3 separate regions of the Homo sapiens genome follow, and all the other regions are linked to region 2. A link is a loop called in an ENCODE intact Hi-C map of the cell type or tissue named here. Cell type or tissue: PC-3. All regions are shown on one strand.

Region 1 (4,000 bases), 830 kb after region 2:
CATATGGCCAACAACACTAAGACAGTTTCCTTGTACAACATCTGCAATGCAGGATGCAAAAATTTCATGGCAGTTTATTGAGAAAAATTAAAGAACATCATTTTTTAAAACTTAACCACCTTTTTCCAGTTACGGTGAAAATTAAGTTGACACAGGAATTCAAAGATATAAAAGAACTTTGCAACTACAGTATATTCTATAAGTTTAAAATATGCATTTTGAAAACAATTGACATCAACATGAAGAATATTATTCATGCAATCAAACAAAGAACTCGGTTTGGGGAGCCAAAAATATTTCTAATCAACTGTTTTTCTTTAACATGGTACTTCCTATTGAAATCAATCATCCCTTGTTTCAACTGTTCATTCATTCATTCAATATAATTTTCTTCCTAGTCTGTATTAGCATCTTCAAACTGAGTAATTGCACTTAATAAATAGGTTTAAGCAGGCAATACAATTGCCTAATATTATCAAATAGAAATTGCCTACACATGGTATTGTGAAATAGGTTTATTCAAGAAATTTGCCAAAAGGACAATAAAATTTAGATAAAATGTGAAATGTACTTTCCTTTTCTTCTTTTAAAGTAGCAAAGAGAACCAAGTTTGCTAGCTGTTGTTTTTTGTTTTTCTCAAAAATAAAGGCCAGGTGCAGTGGCTCAAGCCTGTAATCCCAGCACTTTGGGAGGTGAGGGAGGTGGATCACTTGAGATTAGGAGTTCGAGACCAGCTTTGCCAACATTTTGTATTTTCTCTGCTACAAATACAAAAATTAGCTGGGCGTGGTGGCACACGCCTATAATCCCAGCTACTTGGGTGGTTGAGGCAGGAGAATCAATTGAACCAGAGGCAGTGGTTGCATTGAGCTGAGATCACGCTACTGCACTCCAGCCTGGGCTGCAGAGTGATACTCCAACTCAAAAAGAAAATAATTTTTAAAAATTAAAAAATAATAAAATCAGAGCCAGGCATGGTGGCTCACACCTGTAATCCTAGCACTTTGGGAGACCGTGAGGTGGATCACTTGGGGTGAGGAGTTCAAAACGAGCCTGGCCAACATGTGAAACCCTGTCTCTACTAAAAATACAAAAAATTAGCCGGGTGTGGTGGCAGGAGCCTGTAATCCCAGCTATTTGGGAGGCTGAGGCAGGAGAATTGCTTGAACCCAGGAGGAAGAGGTTGCAGTGAGCTGAGATCGTGCCACTGCACTCTAGCCTGGGCAACAGAGCAAGACTCTGTCTCAAACAAACAAACAAAATAAATAAATAAATAAATAAATAAATAAATAAATAAATAAAATCTGGGTATGTACTGGAATATTTGCATTAAGAAATCTGATATTTGATCACAAGTATAATTTTAAAGATTAAACCACTTGTTTTTCTTACTCAAAATCCACAAACAAAAGCTAAGTCCTCTATTATTTTATAAGCAATGAGTAATGCTTATTAATGCTTATTTTATAAGTAACGAGTAATGCATTAACAAGGTGTTTTACCTGATTTGGTCGACCTCCTATAATATTGAATCCCAAAGTGTCATTTTCTCTTTCTAACACAATAGTGAATGGCTTATGCTCTCCATCCTAGAAAAAAATGTATAAAATGACTTAACCAGGTAAAAATATAAAAGAAAAATAAATCCTACAATAAGTTTTTATGTACTGTAAGTTAACTGACATGTGAAAAGAGGAAAACTTTAAAATTAAGGATGGTTGAATGTGGCAGAAGGTTGACATTTTCCTATACTTACTTTGCAAGTATGTATTTGAAAAAGAACAACTGTGCATGTGAGGGGAAAAAGCCCTATTTTCAAAAATTACTAAATGGCTTTGCATTTTGAGACAGGAAGCTCTTTTATCCTAATGCAGTATCTAAATCTGATTTCACTGCAATTGAAAACAGATTTCTGGTTAAACCTTGGAGGTATCTTTATTTTTCCCTCCATTACAGAAAAGTAAAATATAAATTATCAATAGTGTAAAATTTTTATTTTGTAAAGTCTTAAGGAATTTAAGAAACACTGGAACTATTTATAAATTATAGTCATAACATTCATGTTGCTGTTGTAATGCAGGATCTGTTAGGCTACTGTAGTCCTAATTTTAAATAATATTCCTATTTGGTTTTGCATAATTCCTGCAGAATAAAAAAATAAGGGTTTGTGCTAGGTAAAGTAGTATGTATTTTTTCCTGCTGGCCAAATAATAGTAAAACAAATATGAATTATAGCTACAATGTTTATTAGTAAAGACTAACTTACACATAGGATGAATTAGTGCTGGACTAGGTGGGTTTATTCATGGTTGTAGATGTTATTAACCTTTACTTGGAAACTATTTCTGAATGATAACATTCAGAACATATGCATCATCATCACTGCTATCAGCATCAAGATATTTTCCCAGGAGCTTTTCCCAGGCAATGCGCAGAGCAGCCCCTACTGGTAGTAGAAAAACACTTCTGAGGAACACATAGAAGGTTTTGGCTAGTCTGCAAATCATGGGCAGTTTTTCTCACTTCTCAGAATCATAGCTTGACTTGTTGCATGGACTTTTCTGTAATATTATTCTAGCTGTTCCTCCTTTCCTTCAACCATTGGTTTCCTACGACCTTGAAACCTGGACTGGTAATACAAAGCTTCTATCTGTGCTTTTCCCCGGGTCCTCCCGTTTTGTAAATTTACCTGTATATATGCGTATATGTATATGCATATATGAACTAGAGAAATACTCCTTGAAACCGGTCGTTTAATACACAACGTGCTTCCATTCATCAAGGTAGAAACATTTTAGTCCCTCTCACTTCAATTTTCTCTTTTACGTTCAAGACGGGCGCTTCTAAACTCAGTGCCTGAGTTAGAGGCAGTGTGGAGCAGCCAGTCCCAAATGGGAATCTTTCTGGGTTGCTCCTCCCCGGGAGTGCTGAAGAATGAAAACAGCTCCTTGAATGGTGCGCAAATTCTGCTAAATCCCTGCTCACCATGGCAGCGACCAACAATGTCAGACACTGTGCAGAAGTCCTCCAGGAGAGAAGTAACAGCTTTATAAACAAGCCTCTTCACACGGGATGCTGCAAAGAGGCTTGTTTATTCGGTATGAAAGCCGGCGGGAGGACCAGGAGCGCAGTTCGGGGCCAGCAGCTTAGACAAAGAAGGGAAACAACCGCTGCCTGGGGGCTCGCAGGGCCGGTCTGACCACAGATGGAGGTTCTCGGACTGGACTTCCCAGGTCGCACACACACAATCTCAATCTCTCTCTCTCTCTCCACCAATAATGAGATCCCGAGGCAAGGAAGGCTTATTTAGGGAAAGTCAGAGTGATGAAATGAACTCTGCAAGTCTAAGAAACCCCATCTCTCAACTCCTGAGGCTGTCCTGGCCCCAACGTGCCTCACAGTCCCCAACTTAATAGAAGGCAGTTGATTCAGGCAGTGGCAGCGCAAGTGTCATCAACGCTGACACCAGTCCCAGGTGTGCGTGCGCGGCTGCCAGGGCCGCGGGGATGCTGGTGGCCGCGGGAGAGGAAAGGCTGGGCCGGGAAAGTCTTCGCTTTCTGTCTTTCCTTCTCGGATTTGCTTCAGGCACGGGACAAGTGCTCAAAAAATAGGCAGAGACGGTGGGCAGGAGGGTGAAAGATGGAAAACGAGAGTCTGGATGGAAAATGAGTTTTCACAATTCCTACTTTCCCGGGGGAAAGTTAGAATCGAATCTGTTTAACTCTTTCCAATCGTAATATAATCAGAAAAGGGACAATCCTTAACTTCGACGCCAATCCATTCGTAAGATAATGACAGGAAAGTATGATCAGGGTGTGGATGTTTCCTGCTGCATAGTGAGGAAGGATGCCCAATTCCAAAGGAATCCTGAAGCGTCAGAAAGAACCGCTCCTTTTCCCACCCCAATCGACCATGCCCGCGGTGCCCACCCCCCTTTGCTTACCCTGCGGTGGCCGCCACCGAGGTCGCCGACGAAGTTGCGGACGTGAGCCATGTATTG
Region 2 (4,000 bases):
CACATTTTTAGAATTCCTAAAAAATTTCATTGGGACTCAAAATTTCATACATTTCAAATATAAAAATGTATAAACCTAGAAAACCTCAAGTAATATAAAAATTTATGAAAATAAGCATACATTATAATAGTATAAATTATTCATCAATAAAATCTATAAAATAGTGTCTTGTTTTCTTTCTGCTTTTTCTTAGATATGGGGTCTTGCTATATTGCACAAGATGGTCTCCAACTCCTGGATTCAAGCAATCTTCCTGCCTCAGCTTCCTAAGCAGCTGGGACTACAAGTACACGTCACCACTCCTGGCTCAGACATTTTCTTTTGACTATCTTCAAGTCACCCCATCTCTTTGAAGAGTACTTTTTGAAAATTTCGTACTTTGTTTTTTTAGAGTGACAGTCTTTTTATTATGGTAAGCTGTTCTATTTTGTTTTGAAGAGAGCATTTCTGCTTGTCTTTGTTTTTCTTAGTTTCATCATGCACAGACTGAGACTTATGCTTTCAGTGGAAGCTCCAGTTGCACATCTGTTTGCTCATTGCGGCCTTTATGGGTGTAGATCTGTGTAGATGTAAAAAAATGAACACAGATTTGTTTTGTTGCATACATCAAAAATTGAGTCATTGATTTTTGAATACATAAAGGATTTAGATTTCATGTTTTTTGGAAGTATGAAAATATCAGCATCATTCAGAACTAAGTATGTATTTCAATACTTAAGAATATCATGGTTTACCAGAATACTGAACATGGTATCATAAACACTAAGTACCATACTATCAGTTTTTGATCACTTTTCTTCTTCGTTTTGTCTTTCTGCTTCCTTGGCTTATAATTCAGATTTGTAAAATAACATGAGTGTGGCTGAATTGTGAATTATGTAGACCCCTGTGACTGGACCTGAAAACTTGACCACTTTTTAGGACCACTTTTTATTTCTTTGAGGAAGTGCTTGCTTACATTTAAGCAACTGACTTAAAAATGGGCTTTTTGTATTGCAGCATGTCTACTAGTCAATGTATGAAAATATTAATTTTATATATAGTTCTTATCTACTCTACAATAAGAAAAGCTGGACAGAGACTTAACTGGTGAACAAGGATAAGAATCTAAGTCTTAACAACCAAATCAACAGCCCCTATTGAAAGCTCATTTGAGCTACTGCATTCTGCTGAGGGATGGTGCTCTTTTATAAAACTCATGTCACAGACTAAAACATTTGTCCAAACTAACTTCTCATAAACCTAGCCTCAGACGTGAAGAAGCATCTATGTAAAGACTGCGTTTACAAGGGATGTCATTCCCTATCACATCCATGTCAGTGCACCCTTGAGTGTCCTAAGTATTAGGGTGAACTATATGAAATTCCTTTGCTTTTGGTAAAAAAAAAAAAAAAATAGCCAAGCAGCAGCAGTTTCTTACAGCGTAACCTATACTTTGTTTCCTGAAGATGCTATTTCTAGCATCTTTTTCTTTCCAAATATTTTTGGGAATATTTGTAATAAAAAATAAGCATAGTTTACCTGTTTCGGTCTCTCCTACCTGAAATTATAGTAATAGAAGCTTAATTAATAAATATCCACTGGAATCAGATGTCGGGAGAAAGTGGCCAAAGGAAGCTGCCTCTGGGTATCACTGTCCAGGTCCCCATCATAGTATCTTTCTAGAATCTTAGGGATGGCGGTACTGTAGGTGAGACTTCCGAGATATTTGTGGCTGTCCTTGACATTCTGTCCACCATTTTTTTTTTCTGGTCATAACACACAAGCTCCAAATCATCTACATTAGAAAGCCAATATCTAGTCCTAAACATTACGTTTTCATTCATAGTTGAAAGAAACTCAGTGTCCCACTGTCAGCTCTGAAAATAGACTATTAAAATAGAATTACATACCAAGTGCAATTAAGAACAAATCAGCCAACTTGGTGCAAAGTTTCAGCTTTTTTAGGAAAGCAAGACATCCTTTGAACCATTTGCTTTAAATTCTAATGTTACTGTAAAAATATTTAATAACTCAAAAGGTGCTGTTTCTTTTATAACATAGTTGAATACATTTTCCTTCTTCAATAGTTCTCTTTATATTTGTATAAATATCAGCTTGTGTGTACGCCATTAATTTTATGGTACTTACAATGAATGTGAAGGAAAGCTCTGTAATTGGGGTTAGATACTTTTATTATGAAATGCATGCCCTAGTTTAGTGCATACATTAAAACATTATAACTAGGTTTGAATTTCTAATTTCATTTTTGTCTGAAATCAAAGAAATTTTATCTAGACTATCATACCTAAAGAAAACAAAATAAATACGAAAGCTCGCACTGTAACAAATAAATCTCATGTATTCCTTTATAGTGGAGAGAATTGCTTTGCAAAGGAGTCCAGGTCCCACCGGAAGGACCCCCTTCCATACACCGTAGCAATTCCGTAGCAGCCTCGACTCTCCCCTCGACGGACAGCAGATGGCGCTGCGCTTCCCATTTTGCCGCCTCGGTGGCGGGACAGGAATCCAACTTTGGCAGAGCTGAGTTGAAGATTGCAAGCGACCTATTCCGAGCTGGGTGAGCAAAGGAAACTACGCATTTAGAATCACAGTTTACCTCGCTTCATACTGATCTGTGCTCTGGAGGACGTGCAGTTTCTGTTACATGTGATCCAGGGGGCTGCGTGTGTTGGATTAACCGGGCTCATTACGTCTTACAAATTGCTTGTCAGGAGAAGGCAGCTCGGGGCAGGTTGAAAGACTGTTATCAGCAGCACTCAACAAACATCAGCGAACGGACACTCTCTTCTTCATCATAACCAATTTGTATTTATGAAAGATCCCTTGGTGCTCTTTAGTGGGCTGCAGTGAGAAGATGTGATTTGGAACTTTGAGAAGTTTGTGGTCAAGAAGGTGACCTGCAGATATTCAGTCAAAACTAAACAACCACAGCCACACTTCTCTGCGTTCCTGCTTCATCCACTCATTGTGCCCAGGGCTCCCCAGCAATCTCTCCGCTCTTTAGTCTTTTGGTTTGTGTCTGCTTTCTTCTTCTAGGTCTGTTCCTTTGGCTAAATTTGCATGTGTTGACCGTGGCAAACAGATATATTTAGCTTTATTTTCTTAAATAACTTATAGAAATGCTTTTTGGGTGGGAAAGTGATGACATTAAGTATAATAATCATGTAGTTTTCAGCTAGTTGGGATCTTAGGGATTATTTAACTCAACTGATTAAATAATACTGTGAGAAAGTGACGCCTGGCCATGTGCAATGCCGTGCTCAGTTCACATAGAGGCAGAGTGAGAACTCTGACCCAGGTTTCTTGAGGATCAGTCTAACAACCCATCTGATGTTATGCTCGATTATATTTTTAAACAAGTACAGATCATAAATGTCAAGGTTAATTTATTTCCCTGCCATGCGGATCATGGATGGATATTGGTCACACTCATCGCACAGCCATACGTGCAAATCCCTCCCCACCATTCCCATCAGAGTCAGTGGCTTGGTTCTCTTTGCTGCTGTTCCCTTTGTTCACACCTATACCAGGCACTAGCCCCGTTGTGCTGGAGTTTCCTCTCTAGACTATGAGATTGCTAGGAACAGGCATGCCATCTCACTCATGTTTGTGCCCTCTGTGCCCTGCGTAGTGCCTGACACCTCATAAGCTCTCAGAAATGTTGACTGAATGAATGAACTTTTGGTGGAGACTACCTTGAACATAGCAAACCAGGGTACGGTGGGAAGCCCTCCTCAGGCTCTGGACATAGAGACACGCTGGAAATATAAGAGAAAGCCTTGAATGTATAGCTCAGCTTGAAAGTGAGAAAAGACACCCTTACATGCTAAAAACAAAACAAAACAAAAAACAAAAGCAACAGCCAGAATTCAGAGTGTTGCAGAGTAGAAGCAGAACAGGACCTAAGTAGGTGGCGGGAAAGGAGACATTTTCAGCAGGATGAATTGCAAGTGAGTTTATATCCATAGAACCTTACAGGACAGGCAGCCATTCTATG
Region 3 (4,000 bases), 79 kb before region 2:
TCACTATTGTATGTCGACACTGATATCCTTTTTTTACGACCAGTTGATGATATTTGGTCTTTACTAAAGAAATTTAATTCCACACAAATTGCTGCAATGGCACCAGAACATGAGGAACCTCGAATAGGATGGTATAATCGCTTTGCTAGGCATCCATATTATGGAAAAACTGGAGTAAACTCTGGAGTTATGTTGATGAACATGACTCGAATGAGAAGGAAGTATTTCAAGGTAAGTCACTAATACAGGTAGTTGTTAACATTTCTCTAAAAACCTTCTAAATTGTTTTTAATAAAACTAAATTTTATTAAAAACTAAATTGAACTATAAATAATTTTTCTATTTAGAATAATCTCATTAGAAGAATATAAATATCTAGATTTATCTAGAAGTGTGTTCATATTATTCTGTTTAACAGAGCATTACAATAGGTCAAACCAGATGACATGACAATGGAGTAAAATAACAATGCCCTAAGTAGTGAACATCTTCTCCCTAGATTGCCATTCCAGGAAGCAGATGTTATTTTGTAGTTGTACATTCATAGAATACATAGAATCTAAATTATGATATACCTTAGGGACAACATGGAGTTGCAGTTAAGAGCATAGACTCTGCAACCTGTTTGTTCTCACCCGTAAAATGGAAATGATAGCACTACCAATGTCTTGGGACTTTTGTGAGGAGTAAATGAGTTAGAACAGTGGCTGACACATAGTAAATGTTAGCTATTATGGTGTTATTGGAAGTTAACTTAAAAAATTCCTGCGTGTTTCCAGTCTTTCAAATTGTGTGGTCAGTAGAAAAGTCAGACTATTTAAATTCTCTGAATGTGCATTTAGACTTCATCAGTATGTACTAATATTTACCAGTTTCATGTAGATTAGTTGTATATCTAAGTTGCAAGTCACTGTAGTTTGCTTGCTCTGGAATCAGACTGGCTTTCTGTGTAGCTTTGCCTCCTGTGCAGTACTTAACTACTAGCCACTTAGTTAACTTTTAAGTATGAATTCTCTCAGCTGAATAAGATAATAAACAGACTTAACTAAGTTAATTTAAAAGAGATCTGTTGAAAATTCTTAATAGAGCGTGACAGGAAGTAAGCAGTAAAATGTTAGCTAAAAACAGTGACTTCTGAGCAAACACTATACCCTCTAGGAGTATAGAGTTACTGTTTATTCCTTTATATCTCATTAGGACTAAATTAAACATTAAGGGATATCATGTCTTTTGTGATATATGTGTACATTTATATGTATGTATTTTTGTCATGCGTTTTTCACATGGTATCTGGTGGAATGGAGTTTATTCTTTCTACATGTCTGATTTAAGTCTTTTCCTCATTTGGAACTGTTTCCTCTTACCTTTGGTATAGGCAGCAGTACTGCTGTAGCCATTACCATGTGCCAACACTTCAGTCTTAGAAGTCTGACAGCTATTACCTGTCACTTGTCTATTCTGTTGATCTTAAACTTAGTTTTTTTTTTTTTTAGCTTTCCCTTTTCTGAATCTTTTTAAAATTCTGATTTAAATTTAGTTTTGTCTCCCACAACTGATTGCATTAATAAGCCCAGTGTTAGGTAACCTCTGCTCTTGTTTAACAGAGAACATCTCTCTTTGGTTACCAAGTTTGTTATTCTGTCTTGAATTTTTAAATTTCATGTACTGTAAAGTTTTACTAAATATAGTAAAACTAAGATAGTAACATGATTGTTATTTTCTGATTGTTAGACTGTGCACAGTGATCTTATACCAGAAGATGGTGCTGTAAGATTATCTGCAAAAAAAAAAAATGTGACTTCTCAATAACTGCATTTGAAATTTATGAAATTAATAGAAGTTTAGTGTTGCAAAGAACTATAGAGATAATATAACACCATTTGATTACAACTTAAAAATAGCTATATAGTTCAAATCCATTGTTTTTAAAATTATTTTGTTCTTATTTTACTTTTTTGTAGAGAACAGTCTCTACAGAAAAAGAGTTGCCCAGGCTGGTCTTGAACTCCTGGCCTCATGTGATCCTCCCACCTCAAACCCCCAAAGTGCTGGGTTTATAGGCGTGAGCCACTGCGCTTGGCCAGATTTACTGTTTTTAACTTACCTATTACTTATTTAAATATCATTCATAAATAATAGTTTCTCCCTTTCCCTTTTTCTTTTTTTTTCTGTGACATGTTCTAAGCTACCTAGAGGTGTAGTTATGGGAGTTGGAATAATTTCTAAACTTTCAAACCTTTTTTTCTTCTGCACATTAATGACTGTGAAAAAAAACACAAGATGATTGGTTGTATGTTAATTTGGCAGGTATAATTTACTTCACACCTACTATTCCTGTGTTACAAACAACCCTGTTCTTGCTCCTTGGGAACATACTCAGATTTGCTTTGTTTTCAAATATTTTATTATACTTAGGATTGTCGAGATGGTCCTGCAAAATTTATTGATTGTTAATTCCTTTTCTCATATATTTTTATTTTTCTTGATCTTTATATCTATAGCAAAACATTGTCTTGGTTTTTCCTACCAGTTTTACAGTTTCTAGCACAGATCTTAAATTTTAGAAATTTAGCAATATAACTGAGTTACTTATAATCACTTTCCAAACTGTTTTATACAGATCCACGATTGTTGCTTCATGGTTCTTAACCCATGTACAGCCACAATAAAAATTTAGGACAAAGGTCATAGTTTATTTATTTGCCTTGCTGTCACCTGGTTCTTACTACTTGTGGCTGTTCATTTCGAACCTGGTGTATTATAGTTATGTATATTAAAAAGTTAAAATAGGTCCAGGTGTGGTGGCTCACGCCTGTAATTCCAAGACTTTGGGAGACCGAGGTGGGTGGATCACTTGAGGCCAGGAGTGTGAGACCAGTCTGACCAACACAGTGAAACCCCATCTCTACTAAAAATAGAAAAAATGAGCTGTGCATGGTGGTGCATGCCTGTATTCCCAGCTACTTGGGAGGCTGAGACAGAATTGCTTGAACCAGGGAGGCAGAGGTTGCAGTGAGCTGATATTGGGCCACTGCACTCCAGCCTGAGCTACAGAGTGACAATGTGAGTGAGACTCTGTCTCAAAAGAAAAAAAAAATTAAAAAATTTAAATTCAAATAATTTAATTTAATGAAATAATTATTAAATTAAATTAAATATTAAATACAACTTTTTAAAAATCATAATTTTTAATCTCATAATTGTATATTTGCTAGATAATGAATAACATTGGTTAAATGATTACGTTCTATTTTGCAGTATCGTATTTGCCGTGTTGAATCCCTATTAGGGTATTTATTTTCTCTCCTTCTAAAAAATGTATTACTGTATTTCTTAGCCTTTTCCTGTTTATTAGAGAAAAACCAAAGAGTATAAATTAGACATGGTGGGAATTTTTTCTTTGTTTACTCTGCCCTTTTCAGCTTTCTATATATTATTTTGTAGAGTATTTTTTTGTCTGTTTGCTCCACCTACTGAGGGCAGGATGTGTCTTTTATACAGCTTTATATTAAGAATATTTAGCACAGTGTCTGACATAAAGTAGCAACTTGATAGATAATTGCTAGCAAAGGAGAGTCAGATGAAGGTTTTAGAAACTAGGCCATTAATGAATTGAAAAATACTGGAAAAGGGAACACTTTGTATGAAGTAGATACAATGCTTTTACATATTTGTAAGATGTATGTGATAAAGAGTTTTCTTGTGTTAGTACATAGCTTATGAGAGCAGAATAACAACAACGAACATCTTGCCAAAGGGGTAGAACTTTTTAAAGTGAAGTAACTAATCTTTGGGAATTGATGAGTTCCCACTTTTTTGTTGGAGCATAATGTGAATGCGCTTTAATTTTATATGTATGTATAGGACAGGCTGATAATGACAGTCCATTCATTTTCAAAGCATGCTTAATTCAAAAAATGAAACTAATTGATCTTGATGTAACATACATGTATTTGGTCATAGGTTTGCTAAATTTTGTAAAATTAGAACTACAGTTTTC

The links. Peaks named below come from ENCODE experiments on the same cell type or tissue, not always from the same donor. Only the 100,000 strongest peaks of a DNase experiment are listed, where the experiment ranks them.
Region 1: a loop joins it to region 2, with 8 times the contacts of the local background. A loop is called at or near these places in 5 of 110 quality-filtered maps.
Region 3: it touches region 2 in a loop (2.5-fold over the local background); 2 of 110 quality-filtered maps call a loop at or near these places.

Annotation. Positions count from the first base shown.
Region 1 is chr12:41,189,047-41,193,046 of GRCh38, reverse strand. PDZRN4 (PDZ domain containing ring finger 4) reads right to left here. Exons shown (of 10, transcript NM_001164595.2): 1 at 3,944-4,000; 2 at 1,503-1,589. Among named protein-coding and RNA genes, the nearest start is that of PDZRN4, 2.7 kb to the right of the region's middle. In PC-3, a CTCF peak has its summit at 2,451 (motif pointing left); no DNase peak of the experiment used is centred here; H3K27me3 peaks cover 2,494 bases.
Region 2 is chr12:42,022,849-42,026,848 of GRCh38, reverse strand. It overlaps LOC105378247 (a long non-coding RNA gene), which reads left to right and starts at 247. Exons shown (of 4, transcript XR_944875.4): 1 at 247-412; 2 at 2,355-2,560. In PC-3, CTCF peaks have their summits at 2,251 and 2,456 (motif pointing right); a DNase peak (open chromatin) is centred at 2,498; H3K4me3 peaks cover 463 bases.
Region 3 is chr12:42,102,049-42,106,048 of GRCh38, reverse strand. It overlaps GXYLT1 (glucoside xylosyltransferase 1), which reads left to right. Exons shown (of 8, transcript NM_173601.2): 5 at 1-231. Among named protein-coding and RNA genes, the nearest start is that of GXYLT1, 41 kb to the left of the region's middle. In PC-3, a CTCF peak has its summit at 1,744 (motif pointing right); no DNase peak of the experiment used is centred here.